Linked DNA regions of Homo sapiens: regions 2 and 3 are each linked to region 1. The links are chromatin contacts, found by Hi-C or POLR2A ChIA-PET in ENCODE. All regions are on one chromosome and are shown on one strand. The core of a region is the stretch at or near the end of the contact, and the rest is flanking DNA. Distances in the headings are between cores, read along the strand shown. Region 1 has its middle 24 kb from the start of ACKR3. Region 2 has its middle 18 kb from the start of COL6A3. Region 3 overlaps MLPH (melanophilin).

What was found. A loop is a pair of places that touch in the nucleus more often than their neighbours do. ChIA-PET counts read pairs that join two places held with the same protein, here RNA polymerase II (POLR2A). Pooled maps may share reads with other maps.
Region 2: a pooled map shows a loop between it and region 1 (5-fold over the local background). The contact joins two enhancer-like sites. A Hi-C loop is called at or near these places in 1 of 37 single-sample maps with no recorded cell type and 7 of 50 pooled maps. POLR2A ChIA-PET finds 5 or more read pairs at or near these places in 1 of 52 experiments (Panc1).
Region 3: a loop to region 1 is called in a map with no recorded cell type, with 2.4 times the contacts of the local background. The contact joins two enhancer-like sites. A Hi-C loop is called at or near these places in 2 of 37 single-sample maps with no recorded cell type and 1 of 50 pooled maps.

The regions. Positions count from the first base shown.
Region 1 is chr2:236,543,852-236,547,377 of GRCh38, forward strand. It overlaps a transcript of ACKR3 not described here. Among named protein-coding and RNA genes, the nearest start is that of ACKR3, 24 kb to the right of the region's middle. RefSeq lists enhancers at 1,272-1,401, 2,522-2,571. Within about 2 kb of position 2,105, at least 7 of the 41 ENCODE cell types and tissues checked have a DNase peak (open chromatin) inside an H3K27ac peak, as active enhancers do.
Region 2 is chr2:237,430,820-237,434,384 of GRCh38, forward strand. No RefSeq gene overlaps it. Among named protein-coding and RNA genes, the nearest start is that of COL6A3, 18 kb to the left of the region's middle. RefSeq lists an enhancer at 2,090-2,596. Within about 2 kb of position 2,097, at least 9 of the 41 ENCODE cell types and tissues checked have a DNase peak (open chromatin) inside an H3K27ac peak, as active enhancers do.
Region 3 is chr2:237,539,570-237,543,096 of GRCh38, forward strand. It overlaps MLPH (melanophilin), which reads left to right. Exons shown (of 16, transcript NM_024101.7): 10 at 779-964; 11 at 1,233-1,388; 12 at 2,998-3,090. Among named protein-coding and RNA genes, the nearest start is that of PRLH, 25 kb to the right of the region's middle. RefSeq lists an enhancer at 2,243-2,744. Within about 2 kb of position 1,427, at least 5 of the 41 ENCODE cell types and tissues checked have a DNase peak (open chromatin) inside an H3K27ac peak, as active enhancers do.

The DNA of each region.
Region 1 (3,526 bases), core at 855-3,354:
TACTATATCGTTATATCCACGAATTGAATTGTGCTTGTTCAATGACATAGTGGTTACAGATATGTGCAATTTTTTCTCCTGGGAGAAGGGTATATATATATATATATATATATATATATATATATATATATATATATATATACACTTTTTTTTTTTTGAGACAGAGTCTTGCTCTGTCACCCAGGCTGGAATGCAGTATGTGATCTCGGCTCACTGCAACCTCTGCCTCCCGGATTCAAGTGATTCTGCTGCCTCAGCCTCCCGAGTAGCTGGAACTACAGGTGCCCACCACCATGCCCGGCTAATTTTTGTATTTTTAGTAGAGATGGGGTTTCACCATATTGGCAAGGCTGGTCTCGAACTCTTGACCTTGTGATCTGCCCTCCTCAGCCTCCCAAAGTGTTGGGATTACAGGCGTGAGCCACCGCGCCCGGAGGGGTTCATATCTTTATAAGGACAAAAAAGGATCCAGGATTCAGAAAGGTTATTACAGCTTCTGTGGATGGGGGGAAGGCATTCAGTTGGGTCAGGGGTCATCGTATGATCAGCTTTGCGTTGTATGCATCATATGCATCGTATGATCAGTGGCTTCCTGTCGGAGCAGGTCGGAGAAAATGACTGCTAGGTCTGGAGGCAGGGAGACCAGTGCCAGGGCTGGGGGGCTGCTGTGCGAGCACAGGCCCTGCAAGGCTGAGGGCTCGTAGCTTGGGTTGGAGAGCTCAGGGCAGGCTGGAGAGATGCCTGAAGGCCTGAGTCGATGGGAATAGGGACGAGCAGATGTTGAAGACGAAGGCAGAATGAAGACGGTCCCCGGGATTCTGGGCTGAGCCCCTGGATGGATGGTGGTCTTGTAACCGAGCTGAGGGAATAAAAGGAAAAGTGGGGTCAGGGGGATAATGACTGGCTCAGACCAGGAATTCGAGGTACCAGGTTTTGTGCTTGGGAGAGAGATGTGGGCTAGATTTGGGAGAAAGTAGAGACACGGAGTGCAGGCAATTGTTTTAGAATCTTAGAAAGTATAACATAATATAGAAGACAGAATATGGAGTTTGTTGGTTTGCTTTTAATTGGGGACACTTGGATATATTTGTAGAAAACTCAGGCCACTAGTTTTCACTCCAAAGAGGAGAACTCTGGTCCACAGGTGGTGGCTGGCAACCAGGGCAGAGCAGAGGTGGGGAAGACACATGGCCCCCAAGGAGCCTGATATCTTGGGGCTGCCGGGCATGCTTGTTCACTATAGTCACTCAGGGTATTCGCCTTCACTGCCCTTGGATTCTGTGGGACACCCCGGGTCCTTTCTGTGCCTTCGTCATCTTTAGAAGCTTCCATGTGGCTGGGAGGGCTTCTGTTTCTAGCAACTGAAGGATGTGAGACAAACGCCCTGACTTCCAGGGGCTCTGTCGCCCAAGGGAGTTTGAGAGTTCGTGCCTGGTGGGCTCACTCACGGGTCTGAAATGCCCCCTCTGCTGGGATCCAGAGCCCTCCTTCTGTCACCCTGCCTAAGAAGACAACACCCAGGCTTTCCGCTTCATTTACCGTCTCAAAGTCACATCACGTAGAAACTCAGGGTTTCTATTTGACATTTCTTCCGCATTTGTGCAGATGTCTGTAGGAAAGACACATGCTACACCCCAGGATCTGGGAGCCAGAGTGCCACAGGCAGCCAATCAATGTTTAGACGATGATGTTCAAGGTATGGCAAGAAGAGTGCACAAAATATTAGGGCTCCGGGGAAGAATGAGTGTATCAAATCGTCAATAAAAGTGTGGCAGACGGACAAAATCAACTTTCAGTGCTGCACTTTACAACTTGGTTATGAAACACTACGATTTCATGGTATATGACACGGAATCTCTTCTATCTGGGGATGTAAAATAAAACCCCTGGGAATATACTTTACAGTTCTTATGGGGAGAGCTCACTGTGTTTTCCAAGCCAAATAAATTTATATTATTAGAAAGAGAAGTCATGTTTATTTATTAAATTATTTGCCTGGTTTAGTGTATCATTGTTGAATTTCACACACCGAAAACATACGGCGTAATGAGAATTGAAAAGCCCCAACTTTAAAGTCTGCGAGAAAGGAAATGAAGTTGTGGACAGCTGTTCTCTGTTTCTCAGCACGACTACAAAGGAGGGGCCACGTTTCACCACTGTAAGTTTTGCTTCCTTTTCAGAGACTCATTGCATGTATTCCTGGAGAAAATACAGGACCACGTTTTGTGAGTTGTGAAGCACCAACGATGCGATGTTTTGCTCCCGTACCAGAATTTTCTTTCTAACGATTCTTGGTCCCAGGAGAAGCTAGATAATTAGCTAAGTTTGTTGAATTTGTGATAGGAAGATGATTTTTTACATCGTTGTAGGCACAATGGGTACTTTGATGACAGGTGTGCCCCTGGGGGAAAAGGACCTCTTTGAGGCCTCCTTCTGGAAGGACGGCTTCTCAGGGCCCACTCACTGACACACACCTCTTGACTTCAGTGATCAATGAAGTTCCCCCTCTGTCTCTCTGAGTCCATCTCTCTCCACAAGGGCAGGGCTAGTTCACATTGTGATTTTTACTACATAGATACTTTTCCACTATAAATTTAATAAAATTTGTTGTCAGTTTTTGGTGGTTATAATGATAAATTAAATTTACAGGTATCAGAGTGTGCTCTGAGATTTAAATTGTAACATCCAAAGATGAGCAGACAGCCAGTCACCGTGGAGAGGGCGCTCAGGCCTGCCAGACGTGACCACCCTCCTGCCTGAAGCTTTACTCACTACAGGAAGAGAGGGTTGGAGAACCTGGGCAGCAGAGAGTGCGCAGAGCACCAGAGGCAAACAGATGTGGGCAGTGCCATCCAGACCCTGCCTGGGGATGGGGAGCCTCGTTCAGGGGACTGGGCGACCCAGCCCACTGGCAGGAAGGGCAAGGAGGCTGTGTTTCCTGTGACCGTTATGCAGGAGGCTCACTTAGCCCACTTCCTTTGCTCTGAATCCACCCCAGTGAAAGCATGTTCTCACTATGTTTTGGCTTCTCTCTAAGAGCTGCCTACAGGGAGAGAAAGGGGCTGGCCTTGGAGGTGGTTGTTCCCACTGTAAATCAATGCAGCATTGGCCCTGTGACTTTTGTCTTCCCCTGAACAGTACATCCTCTCTTGTCGGGCTTCAGCAGCATTGACTCTAGAGTCAGAGAGTTGGAGGTTGGTGGAGACTTCTTATTCCACCTGTCTTAGATGGCATCCATCACCCCTGTCCATAGACACACATTGTCATGATGACAGGTGGTTGTGAGACCTCAGCAATAATGATTCTAGAAACTGCAGAAAACCTAGTACAGTGTGAAGAAGGAAATAAAAGTTGCCCAGAGCCTCTTTATAGAGAGCTAATGACTGTTTACAAATATTATTCTTGTTTTTTTCTTCTTGCTTTTTAACATATTTCAAGTCCTACAGTATAAAAGTGTTAGTATACTTATGGAAGTTCAGGTCCTAACTGAGAAATGTTCTTTAGAGAGGCAAATTTATCTCTAGGC
Region 2 (3,565 bases), core at 847-3,346, 890 kb after region 1:
AAGACCTAAATGTGGCTTGATGCAGTGACTCATTTCTACAATCCTAATGCTTTTGGAGGCCAAGGTGGGAGGATCACTTGAGCCCAAAAGTTTGAGACCAGCCTGGGCAACATAGTGAGACCACGTCTCTACAAAAGAGTTAAAAAATTAGCCATGCATGGTAGCACACAACTGTAGTTTCAGCTACTCAGGAGGCTGAGGTGGGAGGAGCTGGAGCCCAGGAGGTTGAAGCTGCACTGTGATCACACCACTGCACTCCAGCCTGGACCATGGAGCAAGATCCTGTCTCAAAAAAAAAAACAAAAAAACAACTAGCCATAAGAGCTAAAACTATAAAAACTCCTAGAAATAGATATAGGGGTATATCTTCACAACCTTAGATTAGCCAATGGTTTTTTTTTTAGATATGACACATAAAAAAAGCAACAAATAGAAAAATAGAAAAATTGGACTTCATCAAATTTTAAAACTATTGTGTTTCAAAAGACACTTTTAAGAAAGTGAAAAGACACCCCACAGAATGGGAAAAAATACTTGCAAATCACATATCTCATGAGAGATTTGTATCTAGAATAAATTATGAGTTCTCACAACTCAATAAAAGATAAAAAAAACCCAATCTGTAAAATGGGCAAAGCGCCTAAATAGACATTTCTCCAAAGGAGATGTACAAATGACCAATAAGTGTATGAAAAGATGCCCAATGTCACCAGTCATCAGAGAATGACAAATCAAAACCACAAAGAACTACCACTTCCAATTCACTAGGATGACTTAGATAACAAGTATTAATGAGAATACAGAGAAACTGGAACTCCCACACACTGCTGGTGGGAATGTAAAATGGTGCAGCCACCTCAAAAAAAAAAAACTTTCTGGCAGTTCCTCCAAAGGATCAACATAGAGTTATCCTATGACCCAGCAATTCCACCCCTAGCTATACACTCAAAAGGATTGAAAACAAATGTTCACACAAAAGCAAAACAAAAAAAATGTTTATTTTAGTAGCATTATTCCTAATAGGCAAAAAGTAGAAACAACCCAAATGTCCATCAAGTGATGAATGATCAAAATGTATTACATCCATGCAATGGAATATTAATCATCTATTAAAAAGAATGAAGTATTGATACACGCTACAACGTGGATGAACCTCAGAAACATTACGCCAAGTGAAAGAAGGCAGTCACAAAATATCATGTGTTCTATGATTCCATTCCTATGCAATGTTTGAATAACCAAACCTGTAAAGACAGAAAGGTCAGTAGTTGCCTAGAGCTGGGGAGCAGGAGGCAAGCGGAATACAGTGAGATGAGATGAAGTGAAATAGGATGAAATGAAATCATGCATCTTGTGCATTGACCCAGCAATGGAGAAGTGGGGGGCAGGCTGCAGGCTGGGGGCTGTCACTGGTCTGAAGGAGAGGATGTGGATTGTTGGCTACTCCATCTGACCTCCAATTTCTCTGTGGTGAAATGACAATAATGCCCTCATCTTTCCGGCCTCCCAGGGTTATCATGGAGATTGGTTGAGAGGAGTAAGTAGAAGAGATTAAAGGCCACAGAATGTTTTAGCACATGTAACAAATAAAGAGCCTTGGAACTTCACAGCCATTCATACTGTTCTCTTTGCCTGGAACATCCTCTCCCTCTTCTCCACCCAGACACTTAACAATCACTTCTGCTGTGCAGCCGTCCTTGGCAACCCAGACAGAGTGATGCCCTCCTGCAACAGGGCTGCCAGCAGGAGTGTACCCGACCTCCGTGTCATCACTTGTGCACACTGTGATAAGACCATGCACCTCTCGCAGACAGGACATGAGCTTTCACCTCTCTGTGTCCAGCCCACTGCTGACCACAGCACTGCAGGAGGATGAGCCCCTGCAGGAAGGAATGCTGGCTCTCTGGGGTAGATAAAGAAGGTTCTGGGGAAGGGAAGGGAGGAACAGGAACATGGGCTCCCTGCCAGGCTGTCCCAGGTCCGGGATGCCATCGGCAAGTGGGCGGGGACAGGCCTGGGTAGATGACATGGTAGTGAGTAAGTGGGGAGGCAGGCCAGCAGAGGAGCCAGGCTCACCTCCCGCCCGCCCACCTCGGCCACAGACCGGGAGGGGTCGGAGCACTGCGTTGGGGTTGATGAGCAGACGACTGCCAGGCAGCCATTCACAGGAAATGGCACAGACGCACATTGTTCCAGCTACCCCCCATCCTCCCTCAGGGGCAAAGTGAATGAGATACTCACCAAGGAAGCCGTTAGCAAAGGCGGACACTGATTCATGGTTTATAAGCAATGGTGAAGTCCTTTTTCCACTGGCTGCAGCCACGAATGGCCGAGAAGCTGTAAACAGTAACCGTAACCATGCATGAGCATCCCTACCTCGCTGTCTCCTCAACTCACCTCTCCAGCCCCGAGCGGGGTCACTGAGCATTGGAGAACTGCCCCGTAGCTTCTCACCTGCACGTTGGCAGTCTGCGTCCCCAGGAAACACACATGATCACTTTCTCAGACACCCAAGACCTGCATCAAATCTGCCAACTAAACTCTGGGAGGGGTGGCGAGTGGGCTGCAAGCCTGTTTCTTAGAAAGACAGTGAAGGAGAAGATAACAAGGCCTCAAGTTTGCCCAATAGGCTTTCTGGACAGCAGCATGGCCGGGAACTTGGTGGCAATAAGGTTGATGGCATCATTGCTTTACTCATTCATTCATGCCACTAAGCTGTCCCTGAGAGCTACCATGTGCCAGACTGTGCCATGGGCTAAAGGTACAGAAGGTACAGAACACAGATGGCTGCGTGTGACTCTTAGTGCAGGGGAAGGACTTTGCACTCTCAGGACATCCTCTGCACCCTTTTGCCACCTTCAGACTCCCAAGGAAGGAAGCCCATCCAGGTGCCGCCAGAGAGAGGTGCCTGGTAATCATGTCTATTGATGGCAACCACAGTGGAGATCCCGGAGCACAGGAGAAAAAAGCCCAGGAACCTTCCCTTTCCAGAATTGTCTGGGCCAGGCTGAGCTGCCCGGATGGCTTACAGCTCTGCACTCTGTATCATGGCTAAGGATGAGGGCTGTGATGGGTGATGGCCACATCATTGGCTACTCCCCCTCCAGCCCCTAGGATTCATTGTCCACGGGAGAGCCCATCTCCCAGCTGCTGCAGGTGCTGCTAAGCGCTCGCACAGGTAGCCTTCCCTGGAGAATCATCCCTAAGCAACAGCGGCCCCTCCCCAGAGGTCCCAAGAACTATGTCTCCCTCCAGAGAAGGCCCAAAGCCAAAGACTGGCAAAGGGAAGGCTGCCAAGCACTACAGGGCAAATCTAATGAATGCCCCTGAGCAACATGAGAGCCGGCTCGGCTGCACTTCCCCTGCACACCCCTTGCCCCACTTCCTCCCCGACCTCTCCCGCTCCCCTCCCTCCTGTGCTAGCTTCTCCCACAGCATCCATATCCCTTGATCAGTCACTTGCACTGAGAATTTGTCTCAGGCACTGTTTCCACGGAGCCAGACCTAAGACAGGTGTAAGCCAGAGGGTCTGGATCAAATCCCAGGTGTGATAAGTCACCGGGGG
Region 3 (3,527 bases), core at 177-2,676, 1.0 Mb after region 1:
AACCCTTCATGAAAGGCCAGCGTCCACAACAGTTAAAGCCTGCCCTTAACCCTCCTGCCTCCTGCCCACAGACAAGGTGGCCAGTGGAACTAGACCCTTTAAGGACTTTACAGAGATTATTGAACTGAGTTCTTATAACTTGCAGGTTGGATACTGCTATCACCACCATTTTAAAGCTGAGGGAACTGAGATGCAGAGGGGTTGAGTGACCTGCCGAAGGTCACATGGCCTGATAGGGAGCCACAGGTGAACTCGCAGTCCAGTGGCTGCTGTTATGTGATCAGGAGCAGTGTGCCCCAGAGGAGTGTCCCACAGCAGCTGCTAAATGAATCGTTGGCCAGAGCGTGGGAAGAGCCCAGCCCCTGAAGCTGGACCCGACCAAGGCTGTCTGTGTATTTCCCTGAGAGAGAGTGGGCAGAGATCCATGACTCCACACCCCTCTCTCCTCATCCCTAGAGTAAGGACGTCAGCCTGGAATAAACAAATGGCACCCTTAAACAAAAGGGATGAGAAGGGAGAAAAAAAATGTGGGTCTTAGATAGCCAGGGGTGGTGGTCAGCTTTCCCTGGGAACCCCCAGCCCTGCAGAACCTGCTCCTGGAGTCTGGGACTGGGCCCCAGAGGGGCATGTTGGACAAGCTGGCATGGAGAAGGGAGGCAGCTGAGCTCAGCAGGAACCCCAGGTGTGCTGGGCCCTGGCCCATCTCCCAGAGCCAGCCCTGGAGCTCCATGGCTCCAGATGGCTAGCCGAATCCAAATCCACTGGCCTGTTCTGTCAGGGTCTAGGTGCTGGAGTGCGCACGGAGGCCGATGTAGAGGAGGAGGCCCTGAGGAGGAAGCTGGAGGAGCTGACCAGCAACGTCAGTGACCAGGAGACCTCGTCCGAGGAGGAGGAAGCCAAGGACGAAAAGGCAGAGCCCAACAGGGACAAATCAGTTGGGCCTCTCCCCCAGGCGGACCCGGAGGTAAGACTATCCCCCAGAGGTCTCAGCAGGACCCTGCAGAGGTAGGGGCAGGGATGGACAGTCCCAGCTGGCAGCCACCCTCCCCAGGGAGGCAGCACCCACAGGAGCACACCAAGGGCCCTTGATGGGGTCTGCAGCGGGTGGCCGGCTCCTGACCAACCAGCTCCCAGGGTTCAGAGAGGAGAGCAATATCGTGGTGAGTCCCCATCTGGGTGAAACCCCACACTCCCTCCTGCTGCTGGTCAGCCTCCGTCCTTCTCTTTCCTAGGTGGGCACGGCTGCCCATCAAACCAACAGACAGGAAAAAAGCCCCCAGGACCCTGGGGACCCCGTCCAGTACAACAGGACCACAGATGAGGAGCTGTCAGAGCTGGAGGACAGAGTGGCAGTGACGGCCTCAGAAGTCCAGCAGGCAGAGAGCGAGGTAGCCCAGAAGGCACAGGGGAGCACTGAGTTCCACAAACACAGATGGTGACCACACCCAGGCCTTGAACATCTGCCAGCTCTAACATCCGCCAGCTCACACTGAGCCCTCCCCATTGGCCCAGCATGCACGGCTCTGAAGGCCAGGCATGAACCTGGGGGTTTCTGGGGGACTCACCTAATTCGCCACCCCCTGAGCCCTCCACCCCTTCCCTTTTTCCTGTTCAACTTGGTGAGGGACAGGCAGGGTTTCCACCAAGAAAAAGGTGCTGAACACACAATCCCTGACCCAGGATGGGGGCCTAGAAGCAGGCCTGGAATTTAGGACAGCCCCAGACCTCAGCACTGGACTCTGTCCGGAGGGCCATCTGTGAGTCTGAGTTGTGGCTGCAGAGCTTGAATCTGGGTGAGGAACCCATCAATAGTGCACAAAGGTCAAAGGGCAGAGCCAAAGCATTCAGGCCTCCCAGGGACAGCTGAGGTGACTTAGGCACTGCTCTGTCCTCCCTGGAGACCTACAGAGAGGAGAGGGGGTGCCTCTCGGACTGTGAGGACAGCCAGCCCCCACGGCCCTCCTCCACTTCCCTTCTCATCAGCAGGTGCCTGTCACTCCCTAAGGACAAAGGGCACGTCCCCTAGAGCTGTTCAAGGGGAGCGAGTCAGGCTCTGGACTTTCCCTTCATGTATTCCTTCTTGCTTTGCAAATAAGCTTTAAATGCCTAGAATGTAGCCCACATTGTGTAGGCCACGGAAGATCTGGTGCAAATACCTTAGACGAAGCCCCAGCCTTCCTGGAGCTTGTTTTTAGTGGAAGGAGATAAACAGCAAACAAACAAGATCATTTGGGTTCATGAAAAGTGTGATTAAGACAATCAGTGAAGGTGAGCCCCTAGAGTGCTCGGGGCAGGGCGATTGAGATAAGGCAGTCAGGAGGGATACTAGGAAAGTAAGCCAGCCTGGCAAATCCAGGGGGCAGGAGGCCGGGTGGAGGGAGCAGCCCGTGCCAAGGCCCTGGGGTGGCAGTGGGCTTGGTGCCTGCAGGGATTAGCCGTGAAACCCCCACACCAGGTCAGAGTGATGAGGGGAGAGTGTGAGGAGGGTGGACGGCAAAGGCCCCTGGGGGCCACTGCAAGGATCTGAGTAGGGGGTGATGGGGCCTGCTTCTAATTTCCAGAAGCTGCCCCCAGCTGCTGTGGGAGGAGGGGCCTAAGACGGGAGGGGTGGAATGGGGGCCAGGCAAGGATGATGCCAGTGGGAGTGGCCGACTGCTAGGTGAAGAGTAGCCACTACTGTCCTTGCATGTCACGGCCCCTCCTCCAGCCCCTCATGGGAGCCGGACTCCCTGAGACTCAAGAAAATGCACCCGTCCTGCGTTCCTCCTGCCTGGGGTGACCCATAAGGAACACCCCCCCCTTCTCAACAACCACAGAAGATAAATGCCAAGGGGACCACCAACATGGGCATGGGGCTGTGATGCCAATCTTAAGGGAAAACACAAGTAAAATTGGCTCCAGGACTGAGCTGGGGGCAGCTGCTCTTTCTGTCCATGACTTTGAGGCGGGATCTCGAGCGTCTGTCTGACGGGCCTTCTGTCTGCTGTCCTCTCGCAGGTTTCAGACATTGAATCCAGGATTGCAGCCCTGAGGGCCGCAGGGCTCACGGTGAAGCCCTCGGGAAAGCCCCGGAGGAAGTCAAACCTCCCGGTGAGTGGGGGGCAGTGGTGAGTGGAGACAGTGCTGAGTGGGGGGGCAGTGGTGAGTGGCGGACAGTGGTGAGTGGGGGACAGTGGTGAGTGGAGGGACAGTGGTGAGTGGGGACAGTGGTGAGTGGGGGGACAGTGGTGAGTGGAGGGACAGTGGTGAGTGGGGACAGTGGTGAGTGGGGGACAGTGGTGAGTGGCGGACAGTGGTGAGTGGGGGACAGTGGTGAGTGGGCACAGTAGTGAGTGGGGGGACAGTGGTGAGTGGGGACAGTGGTGAGTGGGGGGACAGTGGTGAGTGGGCACGGTAGTGAGTGGGGGGACAGTGGTGAGTGGGGGCACAGTGGTGAGTGGAGACAGTGGTGAGTTGGGGGACAGTAGTGAGTGGGGGGACAGTGGTGAGTGGGCACGGTAGTGAGTGGGGAGACAGTGGTGAGTGGG